2 separate regions of the Mus musculus genome follow, and region 2 is linked to region 1. The links are chromatin loops, found by intact Hi-C in ENCODE. Cell type or tissue: gastrocnemius. All regions are shown on one strand. Each heading gives the region's core, and the rest is flanking DNA. Links, peaks and the distances in the headings are about the cores only. Region 1 overlaps Mrc1 (mannose receptor, C type 1). Region 2 has its middle 14 kb from the start of Tmem236.

Region 1 (9,502 bases), core at 460-8,459:
TAGTGGATTACATTGATGGATTTTCGTATATTAAACCATCCCTGCATTCCTGGAATAAAACCTACTTGGTCAGGATGGATGATTGCTTTAATGTGTTCTTGGACTGGGTTAGCGAGAATTTTATTGAGGATTTTTGCATCGATATTCATAAGAGAAATTGGTTTGAAGTTCTCTATCTTTGTTGGATCTTTCTGTGGTTTAGGTATCAGAGTAATAGTGGCTTCATAAAATGAGTTGGGTAGTGTACTTTCTACTTCTATCTTGTGAAAAAGTTTGTGCAGAACTGGAATTAGATCTTCTTTGAAGGTCTGATAGAACTCTGCACTAAACCCGTCTGGTCCTGGGCTTTTTTTGGCTGGGAGAATATTTATAACTGCTTCTATTTCTTTAGGGGATATGGGACTGTTTAGAAGGTCAACTTGATCATGATTCAACTTTGGTACCTGGTATCTGTCCAGAAATTTGTCCATTTCGTCCAGGTTTTCCAGTTTTGTTGAGTATAGCCTTTTGTAGAAGGATCTGATGGTGTTTTGGATTTCTTCAGGATCTGTTGTTATGTCTCCCTTTTCAGTTCTGATTTTGTTAATTAGGGTTTTGTCTCTGTGCCCTCTAGTGAGTCTAGCTAAGTGTTTATCTATCTTGTTGATTTTCTCAAAGAACCAACTCCTCGTTTGGTTAATTCTTTGAATAGTTCTTCTTGTTTCCACTTGGTTGATTTCACCCCTGAGTTTGATTATTTCCTGCCGTCTACTCCTCTTGGGTGAATTTGCTTCCTTTTTTTCTAGAGCTTTTAGATGTGTTGTCAAGCTGCTAGTATGTGCTCTCTCCCGTTTCTTCATGGAGGCACTCAGAGCTATGAGTTTCCCTCTTAGAAATGCTTTCATTGTGTCCCAAAGGTTTGGGTACGTTGTGGCTTCATTTTCATTAAACTCTAAAAAGTCTTTAATTTCTTTCTTTATTCCTTCCTTGACCAAGGTATCATTGAGAAGAGTGTTGTTCAGTTTCCATGTGAGTGTTGGCTTTCTGTTCTTTTTTTTGTTATTGAAGATCAGCCTTAGTGCATGGTGATCTGATAGGATACATGGGACAATTTCAATATTTTTGAATCTGTTGAGGCCTGTTTTGTGACCTATTATGTGGTCAATTTTGGAGAAGGTACCATGAGGTGCTGAGAAGAAGGTATATCCTTTTGTTTTAGGATAAAATGTTCTGTAGATATCTGTCAGATCCATTTGTTTCATCACTTCTGTTAGTTTCAGTGTGTCCCTGTTTAGTTTCTGTTTCCGTGATCTGTCCATTGGTGAAAGTGGTGTGTTGAAGTCTCCCACTATTATTGTGTGAGGTGCAATGTGTGCTTTGAGCTTTACTAAAGTTTCTTTAATGAATGTGGCTGCCCTTGTATTTGGCGCATAGATATTCAGAATTGAGAGTTCCTCTTGGAGGATTTTACCTTTGATGAGAACAAAGTGCCCCTCCTTGTCTTTTTTGATGACTTTGGGTTGGAAGTCAATCTTATCAGATATTAGGATGGCTACTCCAGCTTGTTTCTTCATACCATTTGCTTGGAAAATTTTTTCCAGCCTTTTATTCTGAGGTAGTGTCTATCTCTTTCTCTGAGATGTGTCTCCTGTAAATAGCAAAATGTTGGGTCTTTTTTGTGTAGCCAGTTTGTTAGTCTATGTCTTTTTATTGGGGAGTTGAGACCATTGATGTTAAGAGATATTAAGGAAAAGTAATTGTTGCTTCCTGTTATTTTTGTTGTTAAAGTTGGCATTCTGTTCTTGTGGATGTCTTCTTTTAGGTTTGTTGAGGCATTACCTTCTTGTTTTTTCTAGGGCGTTGTTCCCATTCTTGTATTGGTTTTTTTCTGTTATTATCCTTTGAAGGGCTGGATTCGTGGAGAGATAATGTGTGAATTTGGTTTTGTCATGGAATACTTTGGTTTCTCCATCTATGGTAATTGAGAGTTTGGCTGGGTATAGTAGCCTGGGCTGGAATTTGTGTTCTCTTAGTGTCTGTAAAACATCTGTCCAGGCTCTTCTGGCTTTCATAGTCTCTGGTGAAAAATCTGGTGTAATTCTGATAGGCTTGCCTTTGTATGTTACTTGACCTTTTTCCCTTACTGCTTTTAGTATTCTATCTTTATTTAGTGCATTTGTTGTTCTGATTATTATGTGTCGGGAGGAATTTCTTTTCTGGTCCAGTCTATTTGGAGTTCTGTAGGCTTCTTGTATGTTCATAGGTATCTCTTTCTTTATATTTGGGAAGTTTTCTTCAATAATTTTGTTGAAGATGTTTGCTGGTCCTTTGAGTTGAAAATCTTCATTCTCATCCACTCCTATTATCCGTAGGTTTGGTCTTCTCATTGTGTCCTGGATTTCCTGGATATTTTGAGTTAGGATCTTTTTGCATTTTCCATTTTCTTTGATTGTTGTGCCGATGTTCTCTATGGAATCTTCTGCACCTGAGATTCTCTCTTCCATCTCTTGTATTCTGTTGCTGATGCTCGAGTCTATGGTTCTAGATTTCTTCCCTAGGGTTTCTATCTCCAGTGTTGCCTCACTTTGAGTTTTCTTTATTGTGTCTACTTCCCTTTTTAGGTCTAGTATGGTTTTGTTCATTTCCATCACCTGTTTGTATGTTTTTTCCTCTTTTTCTGTAAGGACTTCTACCTGTTTGATTGTGTTTTCCTGTTTTTCTTTAAGGACTTGTAACTCTTTAGCAGTGCTCTCCTGTATTTCTTTAAGTGATTTATGAAAGTCCTTCTTGATGTCCTCTACCATCATCATGAGATATGCTTTTAAATCTAGGTCTAGGTTTTCGGGTGTGTTGGGGTGCCCTGGACTGGGTGAAGTGGGAGTGCTGGGTTCTGATGATGGTGAGTGGTCTTGGTTCCTGTTAGTAGGATTCCTACGTTTACCTTTCGCCATCTGGTAATCTCTGGAGTTAGTAGTTATAGTTGACTCTGTTTAGAGATTGTTCTTCTGGTGATTCTGTTACCGTCTCTCAGCAGACCTGGGAGACAGATTCTCTCCTCTGAGTTTCAGTGCTCAGAGCACTCTCTGCTGGCAAGCTCTCTTACAGGGAAGGTGCGCAGATATCTTGTTTTTGGACCTCCTCCTGGTCGAAGAAGAAGGCCCAAAACAGGGCCTCTCTCAGAAGCTGTGTTGCTTTGGCAGTTCCCAGAAGCTGTCAGCTTCTGTGGTGCAGACTCTCACCTGTGCAGACTAAATTCCTAAGTTCCAGGGAGTCCTGGAACCAAGATGGTGACCGCTGCTCCTGAGGCTGAGGCCGTCTCCCGAGCCAGGCGGACACCTGTCCTCTGGTCCGGACGGTGGCCGGCTGCCTGTGGCCCGCCAAGAGTGCTGCCTCAGCGGCTCTGTGCTTCTGCCCGTCCCAGAAGCTGTCCGGTTCTCTGGCGCACCCTCTAACCTGTTCAGACTAATTTCCTAAGTTCTGCTGAGTCCCGGAACCAAGATGGCGACCGCTGCTGCTGAGGCTGAGGCTGCCTCCCAAGCCAGGCGGACACCTGTCCTCTGGTCCGGATGGTGGCCGGTTGTCTGCGGCCCGCCCAGGCTGCTGCCTCAGCAGCTCTGTGCTTCCGCCCGTCCCAGAAGCTATCCGGTTCTCTGGTGCACCCTCTAACCTGTTCAGACTAATTTCCTAGGTCCCGCGGAGTCCCGGAACCCAGATGGCGACCGCTGCTGCTGAGGCTGAGGCCGCCTCCCAAGCCAGGTGGACACCTGTCCTCTGGTCCGGATGGTGGCCGGTTGTCTGCGGCCCGCCCAGGCTGCTGCCTCAGCAGCTCTGTGCTTCCGCCCGTCCCAGAAGCTGTCCGGTTCTCTGGCGCACCCTCTGACCTGTTCAGACTAATTTCCTAAGTTCTGCTGAGTCCCGGAACCAAGATGGCGACCTGTAACATATTTTCTATCTGCCAGAGTAAAACAAAGCTACTAACAACATAAAGAGGCCACAGTGAGTCACTGGCAGGCAGCAGGAGACTGTTTTTAAATTTAAATTCAAAAGGATACTAATCCAGAATGTGGAAACATGTGCATCCAGCCAGCAGAGGGCAGTACCGGGTCTCTTAACTGCAGAATGGGGGCAGCGGCCATGATTCCCCAACAGCAGAGGGCAATGTGGTTCCATCCTCTTATTGCTATGGCGTCAATATGTTTTAATTCAAGGGTCAGCTTGTTTCCTCGGTGTCATAACCCAGCTCCTCTGACCACAATGCCTAACCTGTCTTTGCTCTAATTTCCAAGATATCATAAATAATATCATGTGAGTCCCACAACACCACGGCCTTCCCTATACTGCTGGTTCTGTGTTATGGATATTAAAATATCAGGTTGAAGGGAGCTTGTACCTGTTTCAGGGATAAAATAGAAGGTCAGAGGGTGAAAGTTCCAGAAAGCAAAACTGCATTGCCTTTCTACAGCACTAAAGGGCAGGTCTCCCATTAGCCCCTGCAGCTGCAGTGGATGGCCAGAGTCCCGGCTGCTGATGGGAATGTTTTTAAGGACGTGACTCTAATCCAGGATTCTTGGTGGCCTTTTGATCTTCTGTTCCTTTGGAACACTTATCTGTTTCCAACGTCCCCATTCTTATCCTGTGAAATAAGGGCCCCACAGTTCCCTGATGCTGGTATTTTTGTTTGTTTGTGCCAATGGAGGAAACAAATTGGGGTATCAGAAGGCTAGCTCTGTAATGTAAGAAAAAGAGGGGACAGATTTGTACCTTTTTGTATCTGACAAATCCAGTTGTTGAGGTGTTCACAGTTGATATCATTCCAGGACATGCCAGGGTCACCTTTCAGCTCACCACAATATTCAACATTTTGGTAATTATTTGGTTCACCGTAAGCCCAATTTTCATAGGAAACCTATGGTGGAAACATCACACTTGATCTGAACCACAACACCAGGTTGCTATGCTGTGCTAGAAACACCACATTAGGCTGCAGATATACCACGTATACCACATTAGGCTGCAGATATACCACGTATACCACATTAGGCTGCAGATATACCACGAACACCACATTAGGCTGCAGATATTAACCACGTATACCACACCAGTGCAAATTCAAATTGGGAAAGGAAAAAGAGGGGCTGTTTGGATTCTTCATTCATTTGCTTTTTACTTTTAGCTATGGAAGCACATTTTATGGACATGGGTGAGAAAGAAACAGCTTTTATTACATGGAAACTTTTAAGCAGACTAGAGTAGGGAATTGGTTTTTATAACATTTCCTTTATTCCCATTAAATAGAATGAATCCAGGGCCACAAGCAATGGGATTTATATGTAGGAAAAAGTTAGCAAGAAACTTCCATATCTCAGTCGGTAGTCGCAATTTCCTAAATTTACAGCCTGTTCTTAAGGGATGATATTTCAGTAAGTTGTTGGAAGCTTTTCATCTATTACACAGGCTACAGAAAAATAATTAGAGAAGAAAAAGTCTTATAAAATGTGACTAACTGAACGACCAGCCTTTGCCAAAATGAACAATGGAAACAACTTGGGAATGTGGGTAGTTTTCAGTGATCAGAGTCTGAAGGGGTCTGGATTAAGAATTATGATCAGTTTTCCATAAACATGAAATCCAGACACCGATGCAGCCACCAAAGAAACCATGTCACTTAAACAAGTACCTTGGAAGATGCCTGTGGGTTCCAAGAGAAAATAGTGTTAATATCATAAAACATCCTTTCCCAGGATGACCAGGACTGCTAAATGTTGCTAGCAAAAGCCAGAGCTTCCCATTTCTCAAATTTGGAGAAGTCCATCTGACTCTAATGGCTACCAAAGTTGTGTCCAGTTTCACTGAACTAAAGGCACCTGCAAAAGAGCTTTGAAGATATTTAATCATCTACATGCTGGCTTTGTGTAGAATTGAGTCATTTGGTATAAACTGGGAGGCATGGTTTTTCATTCCTTAGGTTATTCTCATCCACAACTATGCTTAAAGTATGTGGAGGCCAGGGCTGGACAGTGTATACTAAACTTGTATTTATCTTACATAAAAATGTCTCCAACTGTCTTAATGACATATCTTGATAAAACACCAATAAGTCCAAATAATAATGCCAAAATAAATACACTACAGGGTAAAAAAGAGAGAGAGAGAGAGATTTAAAACTACTTACGGGAGAACCATCACTCCAGGTGAACCCCTCTGAAGGACTTCCATAGGTCAGTCCCAACCAAAACAGCTCATGGTAGCTTCCACTGCTCCTGCAACATAAAAAGAAAGAAGATACCTCATCCTGGAAGGTTTTCAGTCTTTCAAAGGACCATCAAGAGTTGATAGATCCCTCTGAAACACACATTAGATAATACACAAGCAAAGAGAATAACAATTAAATGTGTCCTACAAAATTTGCCTCTGATGGTTAATATTGATTTTACACTTGATGGGCTGTAGAATCATCTAGCAAACAAGTCTCTGGACACATCTCTGAAAAGTTATCTAGATTATGTTAGTCTTGACGAACACCTGTGAGGAATTATCTCGATTAGATTGAAGTGGGAATACCCACTCTAAAAGTAGGTGGCACCATTCCTTGGACTTGTGTCCAATACTAGCTAGCTAAGTACCCCTCTAATTTCCTGTTTCCTAATGCCAATCCAACTTTCATATTGCCAATGTAATGTAACCAGTGGGTCTTCTACTCCTATTACCATGCTCTCCCTGCCATAACAGATATGAACAACCTCTCGAGCTATAAGCCACAATAAACTCTGTCACCTTTAAGTCATAGAGAAAAGTGACTTAGAAAATGTGAATTTGTATACCACTTATCAATATTCTGAACCCTGGAGCACTACTGGGGAGGGGAGAGGATCTTAATAAGGCATCTAAAGACATTCACTCATTCAAAGGTGTGTTGGGGGTCTTGTACACTTATAAAGTGATTGGTTGTAAGATTTATAATATTAAAGGATTGTGAACTGAAACGTAATCAATATTTTCTCAGCATTATAGGAGCCATGGGGGTAACACACAGCAGCCCTGGGCGGAAGAGAGACTTACGTAATCAGCCTCCAAATCACTTGCTGTTCATCTTTACTCTTGATGCTCGCCAGCTCTCCACCTATAGCTTTGCAAAAATCTCGAGATTCAAACCACGTTTTCTTTTCATGCTTTCCTTTTGCATACAGCTAAAAACGGGGAGATTGGAAATTATGTTACATTTGGTAGCTGATTGGATCAAAACAAAGAAGTCATCTACTTTCAATGAGATATCATTTATAGACAAAGCAAGCAGTGCCATGTTCCTAACCAATGCAGGTCTCTTGATTGAAAATCAATTTCTGGGTAACTTTTGGATAACTAAACAAGGGGCGGGAGGTGATTTCATTGAGAAAGCCTTACAAAATAAAAGCAATTTAAAGCCTAGGAGAAGTTAGATTAAAATATTGGAAGCTGAAGACATGTGGACTGTGTATACAGATCATTGTGAAAGAGAGAAAGAGTAATTTGGTTAAGTATTAAAAATTGTATTGGGACACACACACACACACAAAACAAAGTTTTGAAACAGAGAAAATAAACATGAATTAGCAAAAGGCTGTTACCTTTGTCATCCTGTTCAGTTTAAATAATGAATAGCCTGGCAAACTTTCAACCATGTTGGTGGTGTCCTTCAAAAACTGTTGACTCTTTTCTTTAAGTCTGCATATCTTAAAAACTACTAGAACATACACCACAGCAGACTTTCATCTGACAGAAGTGGGTTAATGTTAAATTAAGACTAACAGACTGTGTAAGGAAGTACTAGGTCCTATCATCCTGAGAACTGCAAATAGGATGCACAGTTGGTGTAGGGCATGCTTAATGGCACAAGAGCTAGCTAACTCTAGGGGGTAAGGGAAAGGGTCCATGGTCAAAATGTCAAGTGGCTCAAGTGTTATAGTGAGAAAGGATTCAAGGAAAAAGGAATGTTAGGGAAACAAAGAAGTTTGCAACAGAATGCAAGATGCCAAACTGAACAGGCAAGAGAAGGGACAGGTCCCTGAGCAGCTCACTGGTCTGCTGAAGCTCATGAGGAACACAAGGGAGCCTCCACTCTCCTTCCATACATCTTCTAATGCACCTAACTAGAACAAATAAACGTATCTGCTAAGAAGGCCTACCCATTCCAGGAAGGATAGCCTAGACCACTAAAGTGAACTACAACCAATGCAACTGATGAGGAACAAGAAGCATTGGATTATTTATTGACCCTGTGCAAGTACAGAGGAAGAGATGGACCAGTGACTGACAGCTAGCAGAAACTCACAGTCTAACTAATAAAGATGAAGTCTGTAGGGAATAAAGAGAGGTTCCACCTATCACTAAATGGGTAAGCTACACAGGAACAGGGCATGACTATTTCATTGGTTGGGCCAGAAGAATATGCACAACTAGTTGTACCAACTAGTTGGTCAACCAATGAAATTACCTTAGTCTTTGTCCAGTGTCTACCATAGAATTAAACAGGACAAAGAAGATCAGCAGTCTTTCCTCTTTGGAAAATTCCTTGTACTCTTGGGAGTTACTCTTGCTTTGCCTTTATTATTATTGTCATTATTATTATTTTTATTTTCTTTCAATTTGACAGTTTTTTCTATAATTCTCTTTCAGAAACTACGTTTCTGCTTTGCTTAATCTGACTAACAGCTTCATCTTTAACCTTTGTTGGCACTCAGGCAATGAAACTGGGAGTTATTCTCTCAGGTTTATTTTTGGTGACTGTTTTTGGGCCAAGGATACCTAGGTCAAGAAAGATATCATTTCTGTTTTTTAAAAAAGAAAAAAAGAATCACACCAATACCACTAAACAAGCAGAACCAGAGGTCACTAGAACCACCAAGTTTTTAAAGTTTTCTCCATTATTGTTCATGTGTCATAGTGTCATGGCTCTTATCACCATACCCTTGAAGAAAAGGAATTAGCTTCCTGTGGGTTGTGGCTGCCTAGGTGGTTAACACCAATACCTTGACCTGGACTTGGCTTGAGCACCACAAGTAAGTGTGTCTCAAGAGCATTTCCCTCAATCCTATCTCAGCTTCCTGTATCCTGATATTGAATTTGTTTCCTTAACTTACCTACCCACCAAATGTAATCAATTTCCACATCTTAGAATTTATAAGGATAGTTTTTATATATGTAACACATACTACTCCAAATACTTCCTAAACCACATAATTCATACTGAGGCATATAACTGGATCGGTTGAACACCTGGATTTTGGAGTGACTGGAATTCTAGTTCACAGCATAGCTACAGACAATTCTATTGTGCTTAGTCTCTACAGCCTACTTTACCTTCAGGTATTTGTACCGTGATAGGTGTGGCATTTGAATGGTGATGTATAATATCCAGAATCTATTTTATAAATCCTCTCTTGCCCTGCCCCATATAGTCCCTTTCATGAGAATTATGTTTAGCTCTTAATAGTCAAAGAAGATTAAACAACTCATGGATCCCCACGTCTACAAATAGGAGTTCCAG
Region 2 (9,502 bases), core at 552-8,551, 130 kb after region 1:
TCAAAAACAGATGTGAGCACTAACAAAGGTGCCCAGGAGAGAACTGCCTGGTGCTTATCTGGCCCAAGACACAAGCTCCAGTGATTTTAGCCTTCACCTTCTATTGTCTCATTGGCCCGAATTATAACTAATAGATTAGCAGGCAGGGAAAATATCTGAAAGAGCCACCAGCTCGCTTGGCAGCAGAAAAGAATACCATTATGATAACACTAAGCTATGAGGAGGAAACAATGCCAGGGCTGGATTTGGAGAGAGTCATGGGGAGATGCAAGAGGGCTTCACAAACCCTCCAACTGTTTACCAAAGTCCTGATGCCTTCCCTCCTAAGTTCCCTGACGAATCTGCCATGCAACTGCACCAAAGCAACCTGAAGGCATGCAAAGGCCATTTTCAAATCTCCCAAATGCTTTATTTGAAAGAGTCCAACACGGATCTGAGAGGCTTGTGATGTGCCTCAGTCTGCACTCGCCTGCCAGGCAGGGAGTCAGAACTTCCTGACAGGGAACACATTTGGTCTCTGAAGCTGGATCTGTGGTGGAATGGCTGGCCCCTGTGGTTTTGAATTCACTTCCATGTAGGACTGTTGATGCAGTGCTTTTTATTTTAGTAAGCAGAAGATATCATTCCGGCCAGAGAAGCACCTGTTGTCCACACTGCCAACTGCCATTTCCTTCCTACAGGCAGGAAGTCAAAAACTGAAAGTCTCTAAAATTGTCAGCGAGAGCATTTGTAATCTAGAGGTTCATTCATTGTTTTCAGCAGAAGGTCTGGGAAATAAAATGGACAAACTGCCAAGAATGTTCTGGAGTTGGCTTCCTGAGATCACATGGTGTTGAGGTGCATAAAGTCAGAGATGGTAACAGTGACACTTCTCTTGGATCACGCTGGATCTGCAGAGCCTGGGGAAGAGGTGGAAACAAGGTCCTGGGCCTAATTTACAATTTCTAAAGCTTGCTGAGCCTCATAAGCAGGTGTGACCAAATAAATCACTAGAAGTCATTGCAATAAGCTCATGACCCCATGCGCTCTCTGCCCTCCACTGATGTTATGCTCTCAGAGTTTACACTATCCTAAATTTAGTATGTGATCATGCATAGCTTCATCTGTTCAGGTAGCAAATAACCTTAGCCTTTGTATAAAGCCAGAGCAATGCCATAGTCCCTTTGGAAGCCCTTTCCTAATGGACTCTTCCTGAAGTAAAAAAAAAAAAAAAAAAAAAAAAAATGCAAAGAAAGCCTTGATATTTTTAAATGATCTCCTTTCATGATGCCATAGGTCTTAAAGGAGAAAACTAAAACAACATCTTCCCATCTCTCCATATAACCCCTCACCACTGCAAAGGATGGCTGCTCAAGACTATGAAACACAAGAGCAAAGGGAAAAAAATGAAGAAAGAAAGAGAAAAAGGAAGGAAGGAAGGAAGGAAGGAAGGAAGGAAGGAAGGAAGGAAGGAAGGCAGGGAAGGAAGGAAGTTAAATGTTGCTTTTCAGGAGATGACAATGACCCAAGTTCACCTTTTATGACTTCAGAGTGATGGATTTAGTCAATTGAAACTTACCTAAATGTGCTTGCATCCCTCATCAATTAACATGAGTTCACTCCCAAATTCATAAGCTTGAGTTTTCCAAACTCCCACAGTTGAGGACTTAATTGGTCCAATTTTTGTTCAAGCTTAAAATCTTGAAAGCACTCAGTAGGATTGACCATAGACTCAGAAAACATGCAGTCAACTTGACTGATGTATTTGAAACAATTTCAAAGCAGTCTGCCTATGAAGCAATGCTCCCTAAGTGGCACATGTTTGGTTTCTGGCTAAGGCTGGCTTTAGAGTTGATCCTCTAAAAATAGGCCTTTGTAAAAACGAAGGTTCTAGGAAATAATCTAACTCAGATTTTGAACACATGTACAAGTCCCTGAGTTTACACTTTAGCACTGGAAAAAAAAACTAAAATAAAACTTAAAATTATATAATAAAAGTTAGTCTAAAGCTGTGAGTCTTATGGAAATAAGATAGAGATGAGAGATAGAGTTTCACCTCTCTATGTAAACCTGGCACACTGATATCAGTGGACATTGGATCGGATAACTCAGAGCCACACCCCAAGGACCATTTCCTCTTCACCTTCTCAGACAAGTCCTACTTCTTCCCCCTTTAAGTCCTTCAGATGAGGATAAAGGCTTCAGTCCAAGCTCTAATTAGGGATTGAAGTATCCTCACTTGGGCCTTCCTTCTTGTTACACTTCTTATGATTCATGGGTAGTATTCTACGTTTTCTGTACTTTTTGGCTAATATTCACTAATCAATGAATACATACCATGCATACCCTTTGGGGCCTGAGTTACCTTACTCAGGATGATATTTTCAAGTTATATCCATTTGCTGCAAAATTCATGATGTCCTCATTTTTAATAGCTTAATAGTATTCCATTATGTAAATGAACCACAATTTCTGGATCCATTCTTTGGTTGAAGAACATCTGGGTTGCTTCTAGCTTCTGGCTTTTACGAATAAAGCTGCTATGAAAATAGTGGAGCATGTGTCCTTGTGATATTGTAGGGTGTCTTTTGGCTACATGCCCAGGAGTGGTATAGCTGGGTCTTCAGGTAGAACTATTTCCAATTTTCTGAGGAACCTCGAGATTGATTTCCAGAGTGGTTGTATCAGTTTGCAATTCCACAAGCAATGAAGGAGTGTTCCTCTTTCTCCACATCCTTGCCAACATGTGCTGTCACTTGAATTTTTGATCTTTACCATTCTGATTGGTGTAAAGTGGCATCTCTAGGTTGTTTTGATTTACATTTCCCTGATGACTAAGGACTTTGAACATTTCTTTAAGTGCTTCTCGACCATTCACGATTCTTTTGTCTCAAATTCTGTTTAACTCTGTACCCCATTTTTTATTGGGTTATTTGGTTTTTTTGGAGGTTAACTTCTTGAGTTCTTTACATATTTTGGATATTAGCCATCTGTCAGATGTAGGGTTAGTGAAGATTTCTTTCTTCAATCTGTAGGTTGCCTATTTGTCCTAATGACCATGTCTTTTGCTAGGATATAACCCACAGACCGTAAAAAAGTTTAACAAGGAGAAAGGCCTAAATGAGAATCCCACTTAGAAGAGGGAACAAAATAATCTTGGGAGGCAGAGGGAGGGAGAGAGGGAGGGAGGGAGGGAGGGGCACGGGTGGGAGGGAAGGGTATGGGTGGGAGAGGAGAGGTAGAGGGGAAAAGGGGAACAGGATCAGGTATGGGAGGGGGCAGGAGAGAAGTCTAGAGGCCCAGGAGAATAAATGGAAATATGCAGCCTTGGTGGGTGCAAGTTAGAAGGATCCTCTAGAAAGTAATAGATACTTGGGAGATGAGAGCATCTCAGGATTCAATGGGGGTGACCTGAGCCAAAATACCCAACAGTGGGGAGAAGGAACTTGAGAGTCCACCTCTAGTAGATAGACAGTGACTCAAGTGGAGGGACAGGATTATAGTCAAAATTTCTAACCTAGAATTGCTCCTGCCTAAAAGAACTGCAGGGACAAAGTGAAGAGACTGAAGGAAAGGTGGTACGATGACCAACCCAACTTAGTATCCATCTCAAGGGTCACCAAGGCCTAACACTATTACTAATGTGTGCTTACAGACAGGAGACTGTCATGGCTGTCTGAGAGGCCCAACAAGCAACTGACTAAGACAGATGCAGATAATTACATCCAACCATTGGGCTGAAGTCAGGGCCCTCTGTGGTTGAATTAGGGAACGGCTGGAAGAAGCTGAAGGGGAGGGTAACCCCATAGAAAGAGCAGCAGTCTCAACTAACCCCTGGGAGCTCCCAGAGACTGACCAGGCAGCATACACAGGACTGGTCTGAAGCCACCAGCACATATATAGCAGAGGCCTGCCTGGTCTGGCCTCAGTGAGAGAAGATGTATCTAATATTTGAGAGACTTGAGGCCCCAGGGAAGGGGGATGCCTGGTGGTGGGAGAAGAGAGGAAACACCCTGCCAGAGGCAAAGGAGAAGAAGAATGTGATGAGGGACTGTGGGAAGGGGGGATGGGGGGGGAGGGGGCTACTGGCTGAAATGTAAATAAATAAAATAATTTTTAAAAGATAAAATTGAAAATAGTTTTGAGCGGCCAGACAAATCCAATTTCTTGTAGGATCCAAGCTAAAGCATGTTTTGGCAACTTTTGAGGTTAGACACTGGGTTATAAGAATGATACCTTTGTGGTTCTAAATTATGCTCTAAAAATAGGAGGCAATGTTCTTGGGATGAAAGAACTATGTCTTGACAGATTGTCAGCATCTTTTATCATCTCGTATTCCTGGAAATTTCTAGTAACTGTACCATATGAAGTCCTGGTTTTAATATTTACTTTAAAAAGTTCTACTAGCTATCTTGCGGAACATACATGCGTAGAGGGAACCACATAGGTTGCTTTGGTTTTAATCTTTGTTCAGGACTATATCTGTAAAGTCTGTTTCCACAGCCTGTCTGGATTGAGCATGATATGGCTCCACTGGTGGAATGGAGAAGCCTCGAGATCTAGGCTGGAGTTTTACATGGATTCGTAAGATAAGCTACATAGGCAGGATCTAAGGGGACTTCTCAGGGACCCCTGGCTTTCCTTGCTCAGACAGGGATTGTTAAGTCTTAGGCACAGTGGATGAGGAAACGTAGTTCAAAAAGAAGATGCTGAAGAGGGCCAGAGTTTCCAAGACTAGTCTCCTCTGTGCATTATTGGGACACTTACTACAGCTTCCAGCCCCATTCCAGGTTAACCAAATCATATTCTTCACATTTTTATCAAGAATCTCTGTGATGTAATTTTAAAAATCAGAACTTTAGCATCCTGAAAAATCTCTACTAGGCTCAATGTTTTTGTACAACTGTGATGACTACAGGCATAGTTTTTATTTGTGGGGGTGTAGAGTATTTTCTCTATCTTGAGACTGGACAAGGAAACCGTACTTCAGAGGGCACTTGGGATGCTGACAGATGGCAAAGCTCTGAGTTCTGTTCTCCAGGAAACTCAAACTGAAATTGTGTGTGTGTGTGTGTGTGTGTGTGTGTGTGTGTGTGTGTATGTATGTGTATGTGTGTATTCATTCATTCATTGGATTTCCCCCAGTAAAACATGGAGAGATACCCACATTACAGCATGTAAGAAAACGACTTATGTTCAGTAATGTGCCCTGACTGATTCTGCAGAGACACATCTAAGTCACTATTGTTCAGATTGTTGGGTGAAACTAGAATATTCTGCATAGTAAGTAAATGAAAATTCTAAAAGCCAATGCTTTTCAAATGCCACACTGTAAAACGCTGGTCAGAAGTGGAATGGGCTGGGAATGAAGTTCTTCCCCACAGCCTGTCTACAGCCTAGGGACTGCTCAGCCTAATGCTTAATTGTACACTCTTTCCATTCAAATCTCAGTAGCACCACCTACTGATAATTTAAAATCACTATTTTAAAATGAATTATAGCCATTCACATATTAAGTGATTCACTGGAAAGTACCTACAACATACCTCGCTTTTCACAATGCATGCATATTAATATACTTCCCAGAGGAAAAGTTTACTATTTTTTGCAGATGCCAAATCAAATTTCACTAACTAGCACAGCATGCTACCATCCAAGTATGTCTCTAGCATGCTCCCTCATCTCTAGTTTTCTTCCTCCTGGGTTGCTCCTGTCAGTATGTGTCAACTGGGCTTAAGCCAGTGAGAGGAGCTCCAGGAGAACAGAAGGCAGAAAGATATGGAACTTTCTTCTATTTACATCTCTGCTTGCTGTACCTGGTGCAACTCTGTCAGTCTCTCCTCATGTCCGGCTCTACTGAAGTTGTATGCACTTGCTGCTGTCAGCCAGCCTAGATGTGATGACAGTAGAGGCGGCCTCAAAGTCCTATGTCTGCTCCCTCAGGCTGCCTGTCTGCCTGGAATGCAGGCATACTCATTCTATGTATGCCTGTACAGGTCCAAGGTAGAGATCAGATGTCCACGTCTGTTGCTCTCCACCTTATTTTTTTGAGACAAGGATCACTCACTGAATGAAGAACTCAGGCTAGATTTACTGGCCTGCAAGTCCCCATGATCCACCTGTCTCTGCCTGCTGTTATAGATCCATGCAACTGTGTCCAGCTTTTACACGGGTGCTAGGAATCCAAACTCCAGCCCTCATTCTTGTAATCACTTTGTCTACTCAACTGTCTCTCAGCCTCTTCCCTAGTCCTAATTAATTCTTGAAAGTATGCTCATATGAACACGCTGAGTATTTTAATGTTTCCTCCAGGGCACTATGAGAGAGCTCTCTGCAAACTCAGCCTTGCTTGCACATTGAAAAGGGTAATTTATTAAGTGAATTCCAGGAAGAAGAAAAAAAAAACCTTTTGATATAGCAGAGGAAGAAGATTCCATTAGTATACTTAAAAGGTCAAATTAATAGAGAGGGGACTGAGTTGAGTAAAAATATTGTGTTTGTCTCTATGTGTGCGTATTATATGCACATGTGCACATGTGTGCATATGCAAATGTGCTCTCCAGTTTATGGACATATGGTGGCCAGAGACCAACACTGGGCTCCTTCCCTCTGTCACTTGGGGGTAATATACCTGGACATTAAGGGACACTCTCCTCTTATTTGGTAGATGATCAAACCCAGGCCCAGGAAAAGCAAAGTGCAGGGAGTCACTGTGAAGAACGCAAATGGATACAGTACAGTACACAGGATGCCACAACCATCCATCAGAGCCTTGCTCCCAGGAGGATCTGATCACCGACACAGACAGCACATCTAGAAATGGATGCGGCAAGATTAGGCCACAAGACAAAAATCTTCCTTCCAATGCTGCAGAAGCCACAGGCATCGAAATCTCTTCTGGAACAAGTTTAGTCGAGAGCATGTTAAATTCTGTTACATAGCTTGATTGTATTATAATTACCCAACACACTGACAAGACCTATAAAGGGCCTGAGTTTTTATTCTACTTGCAAAGAAAAGCTTAGTTCTTCAAGTGGTGGCAGAGCATGAAGACATAAGACCACTTACTCACAGCATTGGCAGTGGCCACAATATTGGCATCTCCTTCTGGGCACAAGGGAGATAGGATGGCCAGGCAGCACATGTGCATGCAATGGGCTGCAGAAAAAGACAGGAACCTAAGCTTAGAGGTCCCAGTCTTTTTATGCTGGAAAACCTGCCTGCCTCTGGCTCAGTGTAGAAACACACTGACCACATCTTCCAAAGCTGCTCTTTGCTCCTAAAGTCAACACCTTTGCCTGCAAGGTGTTCAGACACACAAAAGACCTATGGAGAACCACTTAACAAATTCTATATCGTGTCTCCATTTAGATTTTGTCAAATTGTCCTGTGAGTACACCAATCTATGTAAAGCCCCTATAGAAGGCCCTTCCCTATGAAAGGCACAGATTTCCAGTCCAAGCATGAAAAAAACAAAGAAACAAACAAAACCACAGACCAAAAAAAAAAAAAAAAAAAGAGTCATGACTCAATTTTGTAGTAGCCACTTCAGAAAACATGAAGCATACACACCACCAAAATGCTAGTTTATGTGATGGTGTGACAATGGTGAGATAAAGTCTCATTAAAACAGCAACTGGTCTATATAACCAGTTTATTTAGTAGTAAACTCAAGCCCATTAATCTATATCAATTTTCCTAAATTTTCTGAATGCAAACTAAGACTTAAGCTCAGTTCTACAGTAACATTAAGTCATTACAAATGCCCAATGGCCCAAATGGGCAGTGAAGTTCTGGGTCCAATCTCACTGAAGCAGGAAGCACAGCTGTTAGGGAGTGAGGTAATATGAATAAGACAGAGGGAAAACAGGCTCTCCCTGATCAGTCTTCAGCCAGGTGTTCTGATCCATCTTCCTGAGTCCTTAACCTTGATCAGATCCTTGCTAGCCTAGAGCCAGTTTGAAAGATCCCTGTGGGGGCATGAGAGATAGTTCAGTGATTAAGTACGCCTACTGCTGTTATTGCCACAGATCTAGGTTCAGTTCTTGACACCCACATGGCTACTCGTAACTGCCTAGAACTCTAGCTTCAGGAGATCCAACACTCTATTCTGGCATCCCTGAGTACCGGGCCGACACTTGTACACAATTTGACAAATTATATATAAATTAAATATAACAAATCTAGAAATAAAATAATTATTCTTACTGAGTTGGTTTAGAGACAACTCCAATCTTATGCAGCTGACCATCCCAGCCTGGACTCCCCAGAATTCTCCTACCTCTGAAGTCTCCTCTTTCTCATCCACTGACTACTCTCAACTCCCCCAATCTATTATATCCCATAGCCCATGTCTGCAACTACTGTAGTTGTTTCTGAACAAAATATATCTCCCCACTTCAGATAACGTTGGCATTGGTTATCCCTAGCCATCAAAAGGGTGACACATTCCCTGGGTCAGTGGTTACATGTAGGAAAAGCAAGATGATGATGTTAGATGTGATTGTTCAAGTAAATGCACACCAGGGGCTGGATAGACGGCTCTGCAACTAGAGGACCTGATTACGTTCCTCTAGCCTAGGTCAAGAGGCTTGCAACCCTTTCACTCCAGATCCAAGGGTGTTCAATACTCAGCTTCCATGGGCTTCTACATTTAACTTTCAGTGCAAGAACAGTTATGTTTTTCTGGTAAATTTTTCATTTTGGGTTTTTGTATTAAATGAAATTCTGAGATAAATGAAGGGCAGAGTGAGAGCTAGCTTACTGTAGTGCTTCTAAGCCACGTGCTGATTTCCAAACTTATTGTGAATAGTTTCCATTATAAACATAGATGCACAGACATATCAACTGTGTGCTGGCTTGATTCTTTTGGGCATACATATATATATATATATATATTCCAAGGAGTGGAAGAGTTGGATCAAATGGTATTGCTATTTTGAATTTATTGAGGAGCCTCCATACTGATTTCCATAGTGGCTGGATCAATTTACATCCCCAGCAAGAAATGTATAAAGGCTTCTTCTGTCCCACCACACCTTTAACATTTGATATGGTTCTCACAGTCATTCTAACCAGGGTAAAATAAAACCAACTCACGGTTCGCAACAGCGAAATAAGCTATGGAGTCAGCAAGGTGTCCATTGCCCCTGTGGTCCATAAACTCATAAATGGCTAAACATTATTTAGAGAGGTCTATTCAACTAAGAATGTAAGCATGTTTGCAGGAAAATGAGTATCTGGAGAGTCTGGTAAAGTAAAACAAGCTAGACTCAGAAAAACATCACATCGTCATTTGTGCCTAGGAACCCAAATGTAGATATTAGCTGTCAAGGCTTCTTTGGTTCAACCTTGATACTCAAAGGAAGTCACGTAAGACAGGCTGCAAATTATTCACAATCATCAAATAGATCAAGTAATGAGAAAGTGTGATCTGTAGCTTCAAAAGGAAGGCAGGTAGATTGATCTCTGGGAGCCAAAAGGGACAGCTGGCTCACCTAAATTATGCCTAGTGATGGATACT

Evidence for each region. A loop is a pair of places that touch in the nucleus more often than their neighbours do. Peaks named below come from ENCODE experiments on the same cell type or tissue, not always from the same donor. Only the 100,000 strongest peaks of a DNase experiment are listed, where the experiment ranks them.
Region 2: a loop joins it to region 1, with 4 times the contacts of the local background. A loop is called at or near these places in 18 of 42 quality-filtered maps.

Annotation. Positions count from the first base shown.
Region 1 is chr2:14,290,183-14,299,684 of GRCm38, reverse strand. It overlaps Mrc1 (mannose receptor, C type 1), which reads right to left. Exons shown (of 30, transcript NM_008625.2): 13 at 7,039-7,166; 14 at 6,152-6,239; 15 at 4,741-4,885. Among named protein-coding and RNA genes, the nearest start is that of Mir511, 34 kb to the right of the region's middle. In gastrocnemius, for the core only: a CTCF peak has its summit at 4,091 (motif pointing right); a DNase peak (open chromatin) is centred at 4,094; H3K27ac peaks cover 811 bases.
Region 2 is chr2:14,155,866-14,165,367 of GRCm38, reverse strand. No RefSeq gene overlaps it. Among named protein-coding and RNA genes, the nearest start is that of Tmem236, 14 kb to the left of the region's middle. In gastrocnemius, for the core only: a CTCF peak has its summit at 5,428 (motif pointing left); no DNase peak of the experiment used is centred there; H3K4me3 peaks cover 407 bases; H3K27ac peaks cover 1,723 bases.